Linked DNA regions of Homo sapiens: all the other regions are linked to region 5. The links are chromatin contacts, found by Hi-C or POLR2A ChIA-PET in ENCODE. All regions are on one chromosome and are shown on one strand. Each heading gives the region's core, a stretch centred on a gene start or an enhancer-like site at or near the end of the contact. The rest is flanking DNA. Distances are from core to core; before and after follow the strand shown. Region 1 has its middle 130 kb from the start of LINC01624. Region 2 has its middle 47 kb from the start of LINC01624. Region 3 holds the start of LINC01624 (long intergenic non-protein coding RNA 1624). Region 4 has its middle 93 kb from the start of LINC01624. Region 5 has its middle 33 kb from the start of LINC00242.

Region 1 (3,208 bases), core at 173-2,672, 310 kb after region 5:
CCCGCTCCCACTCGCAGAGGCCAGAGCTCGCCGAAGCCCAGACACCGCCAAGGGCGCCTGTCCCTGGAAGTGCAGGGAGCTGCTGGGCTGGAGGGAGCCCAGTGTGCGCCCCCACGGAGGCCATCACCACGCAGGCTACATGGGCAGGCTATGTGGGAACCAGGCCCACGGTGTCCCCGGACAGCTCTGAGTTGATGATAATGGTGACTCTGCGGGAGGACAGAAGACAGCGGATAACAGCCCCGAGGGAGGGGCAGCAACACCAGCTGCGGGCTGGAAAGGCAAAGGCGGCCGCCAGCCTCACAGGTGCACTGGGAGGGGAAGAGGCTCACACAGCCCCCGCTCGCCCGGGCCTGGGGACGTCTGAGTGGAGCCTCCGCCCGGGCCTGGCCAGCGCCCTGCTCGCTTTGCCCTCGGGGCGTGTGGAGCCCCCGGCACGCTGGCTTCTCTCTGGGAGGCCACCCAGATGGCCGGCCCCTACCCCGTCCGTCCACCCTTTGCTTCTCTAAAGGCCCAATTCAGAGCCCGTCCCCTCCACAGAGCCTTCTCCGGGAGCCCCGCCACCCCGGGCTCTTCCTTCTCTCGTGAGTCTCCTGCTGCTGCGTGTGCGGGGCCCGCCTGCGGCAGGCCTTGGGCCCCTACTTCGTGTGCGCGGGAGGAGCTGGTGGGCACCTTCCCAAGAGCGGGGACCTCGCCTGAGTGCTCACGGCTCCCCCTCCAGTGCCGCGCAGGGCTGGGCACAAAGCCGGCACCGACACCCTGGACACCTTGGGCTGGTCGGCGCTTCGTCTCCTGCCACCGGCTCCTCAGACCGCGCCCTCCCCGCGGACTTTTCTCCCACTTGACTTGATCAGCACCGTCCTCCACCTGCTACTCAACGCGTGGCCCCCGGACCAGCGGCGCCAGCATTGCAGGGGCGGCACCCGCGAGACACCGGATCCACGGCCTCGCCACCTACGGGGTCAGAAACGGACGCCACGAGACCCCGGGGGCCTCCGTGCCAGCAGCACCGGGTCGCCAGCCCGGGCCATTGCGCACAGGGACGCTGACGACGACTCGCCCGCGATGGAAGAAACGGTGAGATAACAGTGCGGGACCTGGCGACCCGCACCCGCGGCCGAGCCCGAGCGCACCGGAGCCGGAGAGATCACAGCCCTTGCCGAGGCCGGGATTCCGGTGGCTCAGGACGCTGAGAAAGCGCAAGTCCTTCCCGTGGTCCAGGCGTCGGGGCTCCAGCCACGTCCCCCGACCTCCGCGCGCCGAGGCCCGAAGGACCTGGGGATCCTGGCGCGTGGTTCTCGGGGCGCTCCGGCCCTGCGGCCACCGCCGCCCTGCACGGCCCTTCCAGCCCCAAGTCCTCCCACGCGGAACGATGCTGAGTTTCGCAAGTCCTGGGCGGGAGGAGCGTTGAGCTGTGGCTCTCATTTGAGTCCTTTAGAACACGCTCCTTCATGTCGGATTCTCCCGAAGTGTCTCGGGCTGTTTTGCAGTTTTGCTGAATCGGATGGCAAACGCCCAGGACTGTGGGAGGGAAATAACAGGATGACTCGGGGATCATTAATCCCAGCCTGGTGAGAGCGACGCCGGCGAGACAAGGCCAGGCCCATCTGCCGAGCTGCCCTCTCGCAGCCTTTTACTCCAGGCGAGCGTGTTCGCTCCCTCTGCCCCTCAGCTTCAGGCCCGTTTCTGAGAAGCAATAGGAAACTCGCAGGCCATAAAAAACGCACAGGCCCGTCCCGAGCCCTTCCTGTGTCCTAAAAATACAGCGCGTCCCTGCAGTAGCTATTTTGGAAGGAGCCAGCAGAGTGTTTCCTGCAGATGAAAGGCCCCGAGGCGCCATAAACAGGATCTCAGACCCGGACTCTTTTTGGAATGAGGTCAGAGCCCCAGGGACCAGACCAGGCGCTGCAGAGGCCGGGGCCCAGGGCAGACGCCTGCTCCAAGGAGCACCTTTTTGGGGGGTCGGGTTGAGGGGGTGGTGTTTTTGTTTTTATTAGTTTTATTTTGTTTTGAAATTCAAACTAACTCAGAAAAGGCGGGGCGTGAAGAAACGTGTAGGATGAGGAAAGAGAACTTGTGAGCCTTAAGAGCTGCCCGGCGCCGTCTTACCAGGCCTCGCCCGGCCCGGCCCTGGCCCTCAGTTCCCTGCCAGGGTTGGGACTTAAGGGAGATCTTATGACCTAGGAAATCCATTCACTGAAATTGGGGGTGGGGAGGGGGAGCCCGGAGCCCCGCAGCCTCAGAGGCTCTCGCTTCACAGTGGGGAGCCAGGACTGGGAGGAACAGGCGGGAAGGAGGAACAGGTGGGAAGCCCCTTCACAGGCTCCTCCTGGGATTCCCCGGCAGGGGCTAAGCTGATCCTGCAAGAGTTATGCCGGCCCCTTCTCAGAGACAAAGCTCACACTGCACGGTGCTCCAGGTGCTCCAGGGCCCCAGGATCGGGGGGGCCTTGGCCTTGCCCCGGAGAGAGAAGAAGGACCAACGGTGGCTGTCCTGAGTGCCTGCCGTGGCCCCACAAACAGCAGCACAAGCATTCAGAGGGCCACCAGGTGCAGGCCCACGGGGTTGCAGGTGCTGCGTGCCCTCGGGGTCCTGTCCATCCATAAAAAGCTGCTTCACTTTTCCATGTGTCTGCCTGGCCATCAGTAGAGACAGAACAGTGACTGCAGCCCCCAATCCCCTTGAGCCACAGAGAGCGACAGTGACCTTGAGTGTGGAGAGCAGCGGTGACCTTGAGCGGGTGGAGAGTGGTGGTGCCCTGGCTGCACGTGGAGACCGGTGGTGCCGTTAAGCCGTGGAGAGCTGCGGTGACCTTGAACGAGTGGAGAGCAGCAGTGCCCTTGAGCATGCAGCGAACTGCAGTGCCCTTTAGTACATGGAGAACGGCGGTGCCCTTTAGTACATGGAGAACGGCAGTGCCCGTGAGCACCTGGAGAACGGCGGTGCCCTTGAGCACGTGGAGAACTGCAGTGCCCTTTAGTACATGGAGAACGGCGGTGCCCTTGAGCACCTGGAGAACGGCAGTGCCCGTGAGCACCTGGAGAACAGCGGTGCCCTTGAGCACGTGGAGAACGGCAGTGCCCTTTAGTACATGGAGAACAGCAGTGCCCGTGAGCACCTGGAGAACAGCGGTGCCCTTTAGTATATGGAGAACGGCGGTGCCCTTGAGCATGCAGCGAACTGCAGTGCCCTTTAGTACATGGAGAAC
Region 2 (3,318 bases), core at 381-2,880, 390 kb after region 5:
TGACCTCCATCCGTCTCGAGTTCTTGGCCTCATCTGCCTCCTTCCCAGCATCTCACCTGACAGTGACTCTGAGGAGCACCTCCAGCCGGGGGCCCCCAGATCCGCACACTGTTCCCACCACGAGACCCTGCACACCCGGCTGCCCAGGTGAGGGCTCAGCTGCTCTCAGCCCTCCACGCGGCACAGGACTCCGCAGCCGTGAGCGTGAGTAATTCCAATGTCAGCCCCACAAGGCAAGGCCCAGAGGGAGCTCAGGGTGAGCCCCCTTCCACAGACAGAGTCCCTGAGCCACGCAGGAAGCCAACAGTCTCTGCAGGATCACAGACAAGGTGTAGAGCAGGTGCAGAGCTCTGTCACTGCTCCCAACATGCCCAGGATGGGATGGGATGAAACGGCCTCTCCACCAGGTGCCCAGGGCAGGGCCTGAGTCCACAGGACTGTCAGGGCCCCACAGAAATGTTTTCATCCCTTTTAAAATAAGAAGGAAGAAAACAAACTGGGAGGTAGAAGAAAATGTTTGATTGTATACAAATGTATTCATGTTTTTCCGATGCGGTTGTAAAATGTCATTTTTAATCTTTCTTATGGAGGGCAGGCCCTGCAGCAGCAGCTCTAGGGGCCAGGCCTGTGTGTCGCTTCCAGGACACTTCCTGGGCCGGCAACGACAGCACCAGGCAGCCAGCAGGGAGGCCAGCAGCCTTCCTTATCAGCCGCAGCCTGTGGTCTGGGCCTCTCCTCTAGAGTTGCCCCTTCCCCTTAAAAGAGCGTCTGTGCTGACAGTAATGTCTGGGCTGGCCCCTGGCCCATACTCTAAAGAAGACAGCCCCACTGCTGCCGCACACAGGCAGGCAGGTCGCTACCTGTCAGCTCAGGTCCCTGGAGACTCTGTGGCCCCACTGACCACCCCTGCCTCCTGGGCCCCGCTGGGGACAGGGCCGACACACGTCCATGCCTGCCTCTCCTTCCACACTGTCCCCGCTTCCCTCTGCCCTGCATTCCTGGTCCCTGCCTGCAGCCCCGAATTCCTGCAGTGTGCGAGGCAGCATGTGCATAACTCTGGAATTCACTTTCTCATCTGCCTGTCACAGCCTGAGCCCGTGAGCCCGCAGGGCTCAGCACAAGTCCCATCTGCTCACCGGGCAGACGCATGGCAGGCTGTGACTCAGGAGAGGGAAGTCCCTGGGCTACAGACTATTAATTGTAAACCCAGGAGGCCAGGTGACACCCTATTCTGAACATCAAATAAGGGAAAATGAATGCATCGCATACTAGGCAGGCCAGCTCCCAGGTGCTCAGGCAGGACACGGCCATCCCTGGGGTTGGTTCTCCCTGTGCCTGGCACTCTCCTCTCCAGGTGCACCAGAGCTGACTCTGCACTGCCAAGTGGGCTTGGGGAGCACTGCACCCCACAGGAATGCTACCTGCTGGGAAGGGCACAAGAAGACAGGAAGCCATCAGCCACACAAAGGGACAGCCTCCAAAATCAACACGTTCGGAATCAGCCACGCAAAGGGACAGCCTCCAAGATCAATACGTTCACAAGAAACCAGCAGCCGAAAAGAAGACTTTACCTCGAGCCATTCCGGGAAGCACGAGTCACTCCCACTTCCAGGCACACACCAGCATTTACCTGGTTTGGAGCTGCCCAGCCCAGCCCAGCACTCTTGCCAAGGTACCAGAGCCTGGAGGAGGAGAAGAGGTGCCTGGCCCCACTGTGCTGTGGGACGGGCAGGGCTGACACACATGTGCCACTGTGTTGCACAACCACAGCCTAGCGGGCTTCCTCTGCCTTCACCCAACCCGCTAAGGACATTGCTGAGGTCAAACAGGTCTTACATGCAGTTTTTTGGACTCCTGAACTGAATGGACTTCGTAAACATAGTTTACTTCTTAAATTTAGTCTTTTATCACGTTCTTCCAGATAGAGAACGGCTCCCTTAGGGACACCTAGATCATGTTTCTCCCAACCAGCCATTGTTTGCCGGAAAACCCAGCTCATGGCCACCACCTCCACAGCGCAGCATAATATCCATGTGAACCGGTTAGTGCTGTTAGCATTAGAAATGCCGGATTCTTAATGCTTAGAGCTGAAAGCGACCGTCCTCAGGGCCAGCGCTGTCACCTCACACGGGAAAAGCACGACGCATCACGTGCTCTGAGGTCAGCCCTGCTGTCTGTGCAGCTCCACCTCCAGTCTCACCATCCCCACAGCCCTGCCCCAGTAAGTTCACTGGACGCTGGATGCTAGATGCTGGCCTCGTCCGCTTGTAGCCTTCACCCCTGCCTTCCGAGTATTGTCAAGTGAGAGGCCCGCTCACATCAGTGAATGCCCGGTACTGCAGGAGGAATCGTGATCTGAACAATCAGATTTGAATATCTTTCATAAGCCTTCTTTCTAAATCTCCAGCGAGCTCACACTTGCCTGATGGAATCTAACCGTCATGCCCTCCCCGTCTTGGCACCCCAACAACTTTTGCAATATTATCATGACCTGGCAAGAATGTGCTGTTTGCAGATGCAGGCGACCGCGTGTTCTTTGTTGACATGCCAAGCAAAGGAGGCTGGAAGAGGAGCCCTTCCAAGATGCCACCTGCAGTTCTCACTGCTCTCGTCACTACATTAAACATATTTGGCCGCTGTTAGTCAGTTCGGATAAAAATACAAGTAGATTTCAGCCGTGTTTGGTAATTCCTAAGAGAAGGTTCACTGAGTCCCACGAGGGGCACCAAGACACTTTATCCCCCAAGACGCCCACCAGGAAGACAGGTGCTCCATGTTCCGCTGGTTTCCACCTCACACTGTGAACGGTGGTTTGTGTTTTTCAACAACACCCAAGGCTTTTTTTCTTTTGCCTTATAAGGAGTACTTTCCCCACGTGGTCAGCAGTGTAGGGACTGGTGTCCTCGACTGCGGAATCTGCAGGGCCTGTGCCCACTGCTCTCTCCTGCCTGTGTGTGGGCCTGACCTGGGGCCCCCTGCTCTGGATATGCCCAGGACTTCCCCTTGGTGTAGCCCCGGAAGTCCTGTGTCCTGGAGCGAGGCCTCTGTGCCAGGCAGACCAGGGTGGTTGGTGGGGTCCTGTGCCGACCTCCTAAAATCACGCCCCCTTCCATTTGTCTTATAGCAAACAGATTTTGACAACACAAAGCTTTCTTTAGAAATTTAAGGTTGGGCACGGTGGCTCATGCCTGTATTCCCAGCACTTTGAGAGGCCAAGGTGGGCAGATCACCTGAGGTCGGGAGTTTGAGATCAGCCTGGCCCACATGGCAAAACCCCGTCTGTACTAAAAATACAAAATTAGCCAGGTGTGGTGGTGC
Region 3 (3,010 bases), core at 438-2,937, 440 kb after region 5:
GCAACCTCTGCCTCCCGGGTTCAAGCAATTCTCCTGCCTCAGTCTCCCGAGTAGCTGGGACTACAGGCACACACCACCACACCCAGCTAATTTTTGTATTTTTAGTAGAAACAGTGTTTCACCATGTTGACCAGGCTGGTCTCAAACTCCTGACCTCAAGTGATCTACCCACCTCGGCCTCCCAAAGTGCTGGGATTACAGGCGTGAGCCACCACGCCCGGCCACCTTCTTCACTTTCATAGAATGTCTGGACTAAGTCTTCAAGGCACAAGGGCATCAAGCTCTAATGAGCACACGGGGGCACCACTGCAGATGGCCAGGGGGCAGGCGGAGGCCACCATGCACCCTCCCTCTTCATCGGCTCGCAGCCCCTCCTGGGGAGCTCTCGCTGCCATCACAAGCTGAGAGGCTTACAAGACACACATTCATCCCCTCACGGTTCTGCAGGTCAGGAGCCTGACAAGGGTCCCACTGGGGTAAAAAACCAAGGCTTGGCCAGCCTGGCTCCTTCCGGAGACTCCGAGAGAACCTCTTCATGTCTCTTCCCGTTTCCAGAGGCCACACATTCCTGGGCTCCTGGCCCCTTCCCTGTCTCTGAGCCACACTGCATCTCCAGCCTCGCTGACCCACCCCTGCCGCTGCCGAATTCCTCCCTCTGTCCCCTGTACAGACCCTGTTCTTCCACTGGGCTCCCCTGGGGAATCCAGGCTAATCCACATCTCAGGGCCTGGGGCTTAATCCACAACGTGCTGTTGGCTCTGGGGTCGGGAGGTTGGGGAGGCCGTGCCCGGGGGCCTTTCTTCTGTATTCCACACCATTGATCCACATCATGTTCAAATGATCTCCTAAATGGAATGGCTTCCTATCAACCCACGTCACTGGCTTCACCCCACTGTTACCAGGAGCTGGTTCTTGTTGGGCTCTGGAGGCCAAGAAGGGGCTCCTTCCCTCTGCCCATCAGCAGGTTGCTTGGCACGGTAGGGTGGGTGCCCCCGTGAGACACAGCTTGGGAGCACGAAGCGGCCGCAGGCCCTGGGCCCGGGCTACGGGCTGGGGAGGAGGGAGGATGAGGCGTGCAGACACTGAAAGGGCGGCTGCAGAGACTTTTTTGTCCAGAAGTAACCCAGAGCGAGCAAGTCCCTGTGGGTGAGGACCACGCATGCCCGGTTGGCGCTGATGTGTGGGAAAACGACAAATGGTGCAAGCCACACGGGTCACGTGCGTCTCCTGTGCTAATCGTGGATTTTCATTTCCTCCGGAGACCCAAATGAGAAAGTAAAAGTGTATGCAGGAGTCAAACCCACTTTCTAGAATGTGGTTAATTTCTAGAGGCAGCTGGGTTTCCTGTGGAGAAGACAGGTTTGCCTACGCAGCGTAGAGAGGAGACGGCTGTGTGGGCTCCAGCCCCAGGGGAAGTAGGGCCCGGGGGTCACCGCGAGGAAGCTCCATCGGCCGCGGCGGCTCTGTGGAATCTGAAGCGCGTGGTCTCACGGCCACCTCCCCCTGCACCAGCCGTGTGGCCCAAGGTGATGTCTGTGTGCCTTGGTTTCCTGATGCGTAGAACGTAGCCAGCTGGAGGACAGGGGGGCTGTCGGGTTCTTTGTGTGGAGGTCTCCAGAAGGCTGTTCGTGCTGTAGGCAAATTCCACAAGACCTAGGAGCCAGGACCCCAGGTGCCTTGATGCTGGAGGGAAGAACCTGGCTGAGACGCACCTGCAACTGTTTGGAGCTGGTGACCTTGGGCCCAGCACACCCTCGCTGCTGGTGGACACAGCCCCTCACAAGCAGCTGCGAGGCCCTCGGGCAGTGGCATGGGCGCCGTCGCTTCCTGCTAACCCCACATCCTCATTTCCCACGCTTCTCCTTCCACCTTCCATGATCACTGGGACCTACTGCCTCAGGAACCGCCTCAGAGGGACAGAGGGAAGCAGACCACCCTTTTCTTCAGAGAGTTCATGGCCCAGGGAGGGAACGCTGGCTGGGGACGATCACAAAGCCTCTCTGGTGCCCGGCCAGCGACAGGGACCCTCGGGGCTGCGGGGGGAGAGGACGCCCCTGCCCTGGCCGCACAGGGTTGGGTTAGAGGTGAGCTGGGGCCGGAGAAGCCACGGGAGCCATGTGGCGCCTTCTCAGGAGGTGCTCCCGCAGCTTCGCCTCCTCTCGTCTTCCGTGCGCAGGGAGGGACCAGCCCAGTGACAGCTGGGAGCAAAACTGGTCACCTCCCCTCGGGCTCTGGGCAACTGTCAACCTGCAGCTTTGAGTCTCTCCCCCTGGAATCTTCTATCTGGGGTATGATAATGTTATTACATACGTTGGTTATTTACAGCACAACATGAAAAGGCAATTTGTAAGGACTGGTCCGTCTAATCGGGGCGAATCACCAGTCTTCTGAGGCATCGTATTGAGTTTAGTTTCCGACTGATTGCTAAATGCCTTCACGCTGCGTGGATATTGCCCAGCTCTGCCTCCCTTGCTGCAGGTGCCCTGTGGATGCTGAGCTTCCACGGAGGGGCTGCTGCCCCCTCTGCCCCCACAGCTCAGCTCGAGTTCACCAGTGGGGAAGGCCGAGGGCCTGTGGAACGAGGGCTCCGTTCCCCCACCGCAAGGAGTGAACGGCACCGAGGTTCCCGCCGCCGAGCCGCAGCGCTGTGCAAGCCCCCGATGGGCGACGGACACCAGGCCCCAGCCCAACGCGCTTCCTTTGGCTCCTCCTGAACTGGGGGGGGGGCCTCGCACCCGCCTTGCCAGGGCCCTGGCATCTGTCTCACTGGCCTTTCTCACCTGGTATTCCAGTGAGGAGGGTGCTTCAGTTTTACTCCCTTTGAGAGGCAAGATCTTCTCAACCCACAAGAAGAGGCGACCAGGTCCTGGGTGACTGTCGAATAAGCCTGGTCCAACTGGGAACAAGTCTTCTGGGCCCTAATTTCCCACATGGTGTTCTTGTCTGACAAAATCACAGCCTTCCACGTTCAAGAATCTTCATTCATCTCTCTCTTTCAGCGAATGTTCCC
Region 4 (3,417 bases), core at 175-2,674, 350 kb after region 5:
AGGCCCACTACCCATGCCCTTGGCTCATGGATGCACTGAGGCAGCCTCTGGGGCTCGGGGCTCAGGCCTCAGCTGGAGCTCTGGCCTGGGGCCTTTGCACGGCGGCTGCTGCCATCTGCTCCTCCCTGGCGCTGTGGGGCCAGCTCCTTTCTTCGAGTTCTCTCACTGGACGCATTGCCACCTCACACGGGACCCCTGACCCTGAGCTGGCCGGGTGGGGCCAAGTGACCCCAGCACCCAGGAAGTGGGCCCCCGCCCAGAAGCTGCTGTTTGTTTCTTACTAGCACCTAATAAGTTGGAATGTACTTCGCAAAGCCGTGGCTTTCGTTGACTGTCGACTTGTTCAACACCGCATCCCAGGTCTGTCTGTGCTCAAAGAAGAGTGAGTGCCTGACCAGAGGCGACCGGGGCATCCAGGCCTGAGCCACACAGCCCTCTGTGTCACACACACGGCTGGACTTCTCTCTGGCGCGTCCTGAGGCTGGCGGGCGTCGCCTTTGCAGGTGTATGAATACAATCTTCCCACCGTTACTCAGCAGGCACAGGCTCCTGGGGCTCTGCCCCTTCACTGGATGCAGGAGAAAGAATTCTGGGTAGGCAGGAGGGTGCCGGGCTCTGCCAGGGCCATGTTGGCCACGGGCAGGGCAGCCCAGGCCTCTCTGGGCCTGTTTTCTGTCTCGTTTCTTCTCTCCCAAGTGTAGCAGGATTGCAGAGTGGGGTCCTTTCCAGGTCTAAAATCATGTAGCCTCTTGTTTTCCTGCTGTGCATGTGTGGGGAGGGAGATTCAGATGACTGTGCACAGCAGAGGTCTGCAAACGAGAAGACAGGGTGCCTTCGTCTAGGACCCATTTGGGCTGCCACAGGCAAAATGACACATTTCCTGGTAAAGGTGACTGGCACGGCTAGGATCCTGTGCCCTCAGGAACCCAGCGAGCTGGAGCTGGTGTTCAGTAGCTGATGGCGTGGGGCTTCCCTGGCTGGGCCCATGCAGGTTTGCTTAGGCCGGTACACTCGCGTGGGGTCCACACTGCCTGAGGCAGGCACCCCCGCGCCCCATCCTTGTAGGTTTGTAATATGAGCGCCTCCTCCAAGCAGCCCGGAAGCCGGCCAGGCCCTGAATGGGTTCTGGAGAGTCTTGCAGCCCCATCCAGCACATGACCCAGGACAGGGCCACCCAGCTGTCCTCCCCAGCCCCATCCAGCACCCAACCCCACCCTGCATCAGCTGCTCTCCTTGGAACCAAGCTTGCGGGGTGGGGCAAAGGTGACCCCAGCACGCAGCACGGTGCCAGGCATGGAACTGACACGTGATGCCCGTCTGTTTAACGAGTGAACAAAGGCACCAGAGGCTTTCTTCCCTTGAACACCAATCTTCCAACCTAGATTAGCAGCCGAGCGAGAGGTGGCGTCTGAACAGCCTAGATTAGAGGCCGAGCGAGAGGCGGCGTCTGAACAGCACCCTGGGATCAGGCAGCGCACGCTTCCCACATGTGTCTTGCTCGTTCACTAAACAAATATTTGTGCTTGGCACCAGTTGATATGTTGGCATTGTGTTTCATCTGATTGTGTGTTATTTAAAAAACTCCTATTACTAAATCCATTAAGCAACCAAACTGCTAGAGTCACTAGATTAAAATGCATGACACACAACTACAGGAAAATGTCAGGAAATGCAAATCTAGGCAGGCGTCCTCAGACATATCAGCTATGAGGAAACTCTCTCTAGGAGATCTGTGTTTTCCTCCCAAAAGAAGATCATCTTTCCAGAAAAAGAGGATTTTACAGTCAATTTGCTAACATAATATAAATTTGTCTCCTTCCGGGGACTTATATATGTTAGTACATAATTGGTGTCTTTATTGATGGCTGTAAGAACCAATACCTCCAAAATAAACAGAATTTGTACAATAGTAAAGCCATTTAAAAAGGCATGCTCCACTTTATAGAATATAACTTATTAATCACATTTTGAAAGAATAGAAATGCATTCACTCTTAAGATTGCAAGCTGAGCATATGCTGAAGTCTTTCCCCATATGCACATCAAACTGTGAAATGATAGGAAAAAATAGTAAACATATGGAGAGGCATCTGGAAAAACAAAGAACAGGAATTCTCTGAGAATCAGCAGCTCTCAGGAAACCCGGACAGGTTCCATTAAAGATGCAGCTGCCGTTCCAATATTCGCCCACTCCTGGACTGGCTCATGGGAGCACACAGCCACTCCAGGAGTTCCACGCCAGGGAGGAAGGCAGGCAGGTGCATCCTGGAGAGCACACGGGAGTTCCCCAGGTCCCAGTAGAAGGGGCTGGCTTTCCAACTGCTACCGATCCCCTTACCCAGGCTGGGAAGCTGGCAGAGGGGTCAGGACCAGGCAGAGCAGCAATTGGGCCAGGGAGAGGAGGCCGCGCCAGAGATGTGCTGGGGAGGCCTGAGCCAGCCCAGAGAGCAAGGTTCAGAGGTCAGAGGCCACTCATCTCCCACTCTCCCTGGGATAACCCAGAACTCAAGCCCCAAAAGGTGACTTTTCTGGCAGGCTGTGTACGGGGGAATAACTACCTCAAAGACGACCCCACAGTCAAATATAGTCAGACGTCTGAAGCATCAACGCCATGAAGACAAGATTACCAAAGAATTTGCACTTGAGAAAACTGAGCTAATAGCACCACCGAAACAGAACATTTAAAGTGTAAGCAATAGCCTCAGAGAGCCAAAAGGAACATGCAGTATCTGCGACTCAGGAATGGAAAGTTATGAGTAAGAACCAATTAGAAATACAGGAAATTAAGGATACATTTGTTGAAACTTAAAAATTCAAATTATGCTTTGAATTTTAGAATGAATATAACAGCACTGTGAGTAAATGAGCTTTAAAAACAAGCAGAGAGATTTTTCCAGAATGTCAGAAATCTAGATGGTGTTAAAGTTGAAAGACATGAAAGATTAACTGAACACACATGTTCGCTCTGGCTCTTGGAGGAAAGCGTGGAGAAGTTAGAACGCCAGCCCATGGAGGGATGGTGCAGCTGTAGGCACTTCCTCTGCACTTTGACAGGAATACATTTGCGAGGTGTTTACCGATGGTCTTCGTCCCCACCCCACTCACCTAATTCTCTAACGTAAGAGGCCTCCGAAGTGATCACGCGTATGTCCCAGTACCAATGTTGCAGGCTCTGGAGAGGAGTGTGCCCCGCTGGGAGGGACATTGACGCCCACTAAACATGGACACCTGGGCCACTGCGCTGGCACCGGGAGAGGCAGCGTGTTTATGGTTGATTGACAGGAAGTTTGGTTGGAGCACAGTTTTGCTATCCTCTTCAAACACACACAAAGAGGTGCGTGGGGCACAGGTCAGCACTGGGTGGACGTGGTGGCTTGTTTTGGGTCAACTGGGTCAGCTGGGAGGGTGGTGAAAGAGT
Region 5 (3,104 bases), core at 408-2,907:
GGCTGCTTCTAAATTAGTCCCTTGGCCAGGATCACCTCTCTCTATAATAGAGAAATTGTTTCAGGTGCCTTCGATGGCATCCTCAGCCCAGAGCATTAAGTCCTGGTGGCATCACAGGCCTTGGCCACCCACCTAGGTCACAGCTCCCTTGACTGATCCTTCTCCACCCCCTAGGCACCTGGACTCAGGCCCCCAGAGGGCCACTCACCATCACCTGGCTATGCCTGGCATTTTCCACATCCCTGCTCCAGTGTCTGGGTGTCTGGGCAGACTTCCTGGTTCACAGATGGAGCCTTCTGGCTGTGCCCCCACGGGGCGGAAGGAACAAGGCAGCTCCCTGGGGCCTCTTTTGTAGGGGCACTAATCCCACCATGAGGCTCCACCCTCCGAACCTCATCACCTCCCAAAGGCCCCACCTCCTAACACTGTCACCTTGTGGGTGAGGTTTCAGCCTAGGAATTTGGGACGCTTGCGCATTCTGCCTGGAGCATTAACCACGTATCTTCCCTGTGTTTGCCAAGGATGTGTCCGGAGACTTTAGTCAGTCCTAAAATTCTCCCTCCCGCTAGTGAGTGACCTGAGCAGTGCATCCTGCAGCAGCCCAGCCCTCAGGTGTTCATCCTCCAGCAGCGCAGCCCTGCCCACCCTCGGGAGGAGGAGGGGCCCGGCGCTGACACCTGCGGCCTTCTCAGTGCCACAGCCGGGCTCTGCATCCCTGCAATGCTCCACAGCTGCAAGGCTGCTCACTCACTTTGCACAGTGGCTCCCAAACCCCATTTGCAATTTTCCCTCCGAGACCCTCACAGCAGCTGGGGCCTCCTCTTCAGGCCATGTGTCCCTTCTTCAAGAGTCAAAATGAGAACAAGTCCGTCTCTTCCTTTTCTTCCTCCAAGCTTGGGGAGGCAGCAGCTTCCTCTCTGGCCCCCAGTTAAGGACCTTCTACCTACGGATTCCCTACATCAAGTCCCTCATGGGAATTATCTGTTCTGGTAGCTTCCGTGGCTTCTTTCTCTTCCCAGACCCTGACAGATGACCACGCGTGGCTTGCTGAAGCCATAGCTGTATGAGGACACTGGCAGAAACGGCTGCTGTTCTTCTTGCTTCCCAAAGGGCAGAGATACCTCGAGTCACAGAAGGATGAGGAAGCGTCTTCTCACACCCCTGACTTCATCTGCTGGGAGCTGGTGGCTGAGGGCGGCTGGTTTGCTCTAACCCTTCAACACCGATGAGTGGAAAGGGCCAAGGAAGCAACCCCCGCAAACTGCCTGGTTGCCAAGAGGTCTCCCAGGTAGGGGACAGACTCGGGTCCTGCCGGCAGCTGCGCAGGGAGGGTCTCCATGACGCAATATCTCCACACCACGGCAGGGGGCGCTGTTCACGTGCGCGAGAACGCTCCTTAGTGACCAGAGCCTTTGCTCCAGGGACAGGAGCTGCCTCAGAGCACAATTTGCTGCTTTGAAAAGGGATTTAGAACAGGAATTCCCTCAGACTTGGTAACAGTAGATGCCGTGTGAGCGGAAGAGCATCTTCAGGGAAAACGTGTGAGAAATGGGGGAGAGGAAACCTGACTCCAAATAAACCAAGAACACGGCAGAAATTAAGGAGCTCGCAAAAGCTGTGAGAGGGCAGCGAGTTGCCAGTTCATATAAATGAAGAGATCAGCAGAGTCCACCGCCGACTGGTTGCGAAGAAGTCTAAAAACAGACCCAAGGATTCGGAAATTCGGGGCCGTCGTAGAGCCACTCATTTCAGTAGAACAGTAAGTGCAGAAACCAGATTTATACACACAGGTATATACATGGATACACACATCTATACACACACTAGTTTTCTATTTGTGTTTTAAAATTTAACTTTTTATTTTGATGTTTAAAGAGTACATACAAATGTAGAAAGGACTGTGTAATGAACTCCCATGTACCAAGTACCACCTGATTAATAATTAAGTGGCTTATGACTAATAATTATTGACTCACGACTCAACTTGTTTAATCAGTTTCTGCCTGTCCCCACTCTCTATCTCTCTTTCTCTTTGGATTGGAGTATTTTCTGGCCATCCCAAAAGATATAATTTTATGTAACTACTGTGTCTCTAATGGATAAGGGCTTTTTAAGAGCAGCAGAGGGAGAGAATTGGGACAGAACCCAGAGCCACAGGGAGAGCTGTGTCCTTGAGCAGCACAGATCCGAGGCAGCGCCTCTGGTTGCCCAGCTAGTTTAGAAGCATGATCAAACATGTGACATGAGAAGCAATATTTACCCTTCTAAAATGTGGCTTCAAGGATAGATTGGTTTAAGCCAAGCCTCCTTTACTTTTCCAAATAAGAACAGACACACACTGATAGGAAATGAAACAGGAAATGGCCCCCCTGGCTAATGTGTGGGTAGGGTGAGATGATTCCTTTAACTTGCTCAGCATGAGTGCCTTCTCAGGATGTGACAGGAGTTCATGTCGGGATTTAAGAACATGGACTTCTTGGATCTGTTGGTTGTATGTTCTTGGGAAAGTTACTTATGCCTCAATTTCACCTGCAAATTGGGGTTAATAATGTTTAAGGTCACAAGGTTGTTCCAAGGATAACACGAGAGGGTGCATGTAAAGAGGTGGGTGTAGCACCTGCCGTGTAAGAACTGCTCAGCCTACATTAGCTGTAATGACGATTGGTGAAGACACCCGCTTGTTAACTGTTGTGTTCTGTGAGCCCCCCAGAAGCACCTTGTCCGTAATTATCACACAGAAGGCCTTTTCCTCCACTTTCACCGTACACAGAAATAATATGTAAGGCCCAGACTTAAAATGTAGGCTGTCATTTTTTTCCTACTCGAAAATAATAGAGAGAAACATTTCTTTTTTTCTTTTTATTTCTAGTGCACCTATATATGTGTAAGAATGGTTTATTACTCTCGATCTTCTAAGTTAATTTTGGGGGAAAATAGTAACTCCTTCAAGACTCTAGAGTTTCCTTTAGCCAATTAGACATTGTGATGACTCATCTGAGAGAGTATGAGTAGGCTGCTTATGAAATTTATTCTGCCACCCAAAGATGATAAACTTAAAGAAGTCCCTCACCCAGACACAGCATAATAAAACAGCTGAAAACCAA

The links. Hi-C counts contacts between places; a loop is a spot of excess contacts on that map. ChIA-PET counts read pairs that join two places held with the same protein, here RNA polymerase II (POLR2A). Pooled maps may share reads with other maps.
Region 1: a pooled map of heart left ventricle shows a loop between it and region 5 (1.9-fold over the local background). The contact joins two enhancer-like sites. A Hi-C loop is called at or near these places in 1 of 168 maps with a recorded cell type or tissue (mammary epithelial cell) and 5 of 50 pooled maps.
Region 2: a map of mammary epithelial cell shows a loop between it and region 5 (4-fold over the local background). The contact joins two enhancer-like sites. A Hi-C loop is called at or near these places in 2 of 168 maps with a recorded cell type or tissue (endothelial cell of umbilical vein and mammary epithelial cell) and 4 of 50 pooled maps. POLR2A ChIA-PET finds 5 or more read pairs at or near these places in 1 of 52 experiments (OCI-LY7).
Region 3: a map of HCT116 shows a loop between it and region 5 (2.9-fold over the local background). The contact joins the promoter of LINC01624 here to the enhancer-like site in region 5. A Hi-C loop is called at or near these places in 4 of 168 maps with a recorded cell type or tissue (HCT116, lower leg skin, sigmoid colon and 1 more), 1 of 37 single-sample maps with no recorded cell type and 4 of 50 pooled maps.
Region 4: a loop to region 5 is called in a map of heart right ventricle, with 2.8 times the contacts of the local background. The contact joins two enhancer-like sites. A Hi-C loop is called at or near these places in 1 of 168 maps with a recorded cell type or tissue (heart right ventricle) and 5 of 50 pooled maps.

Annotation. Positions count from the first base shown.
Region 1 is chr6:170,135,934-170,139,141 of GRCh38, forward strand. No RefSeq gene overlaps it. Among named protein-coding and RNA genes, the nearest start is that of LINC01624, 130 kb to the right of the region's middle. Within about 2 kb of position 1,423, at least 16 of the 41 ENCODE cell types and tissues checked have a DNase peak (open chromatin) inside an H3K27ac peak, as active enhancers do.
Region 2 is chr6:170,223,806-170,227,123 of GRCh38, forward strand. No RefSeq gene overlaps it. Among named protein-coding and RNA genes, the nearest start is that of LINC01624, 47 kb to the right of the region's middle. RefSeq lists an enhancer at 1,652-2,632 and a silencer at 2,484-2,702. Within about 2 kb of position 1,631, at least 9 of the 41 ENCODE cell types and tissues checked have a DNase peak (open chromatin) inside an H3K27ac peak, as active enhancers do.
Region 3 is chr6:170,270,787-170,273,796 of GRCh38, forward strand. It overlaps LINC01624 (long intergenic non-protein coding RNA 1624), which reads left to right and starts at 1,688. Exons shown (of 2, transcript NR_104177.1): 1 at 1,688-3,010. The region is part of intron 2 of LOC285804 (a long non-coding RNA gene); the gene reads right to left.
Region 4 is chr6:170,177,752-170,181,168 of GRCh38, forward strand. No RefSeq gene overlaps it. Among named protein-coding and RNA genes, the nearest start is that of LINC01624, 93 kb to the right of the region's middle. RefSeq lists a silencer at 3,125-3,332. Within about 2 kb of position 1,425, at least 12 of the 41 ENCODE cell types and tissues checked have a DNase peak (open chromatin) inside an H3K27ac peak, as active enhancers do.
Region 5 is chr6:169,830,459-169,833,562 of GRCh38, forward strand. No RefSeq gene overlaps it. Among named protein-coding and RNA genes, the nearest start is that of LINC00242, 33 kb to the left of the region's middle. Within about 2 kb of position 1,658, at least 3 of the 41 ENCODE cell types and tissues checked have a DNase peak (open chromatin) inside an H3K27ac peak, as active enhancers do.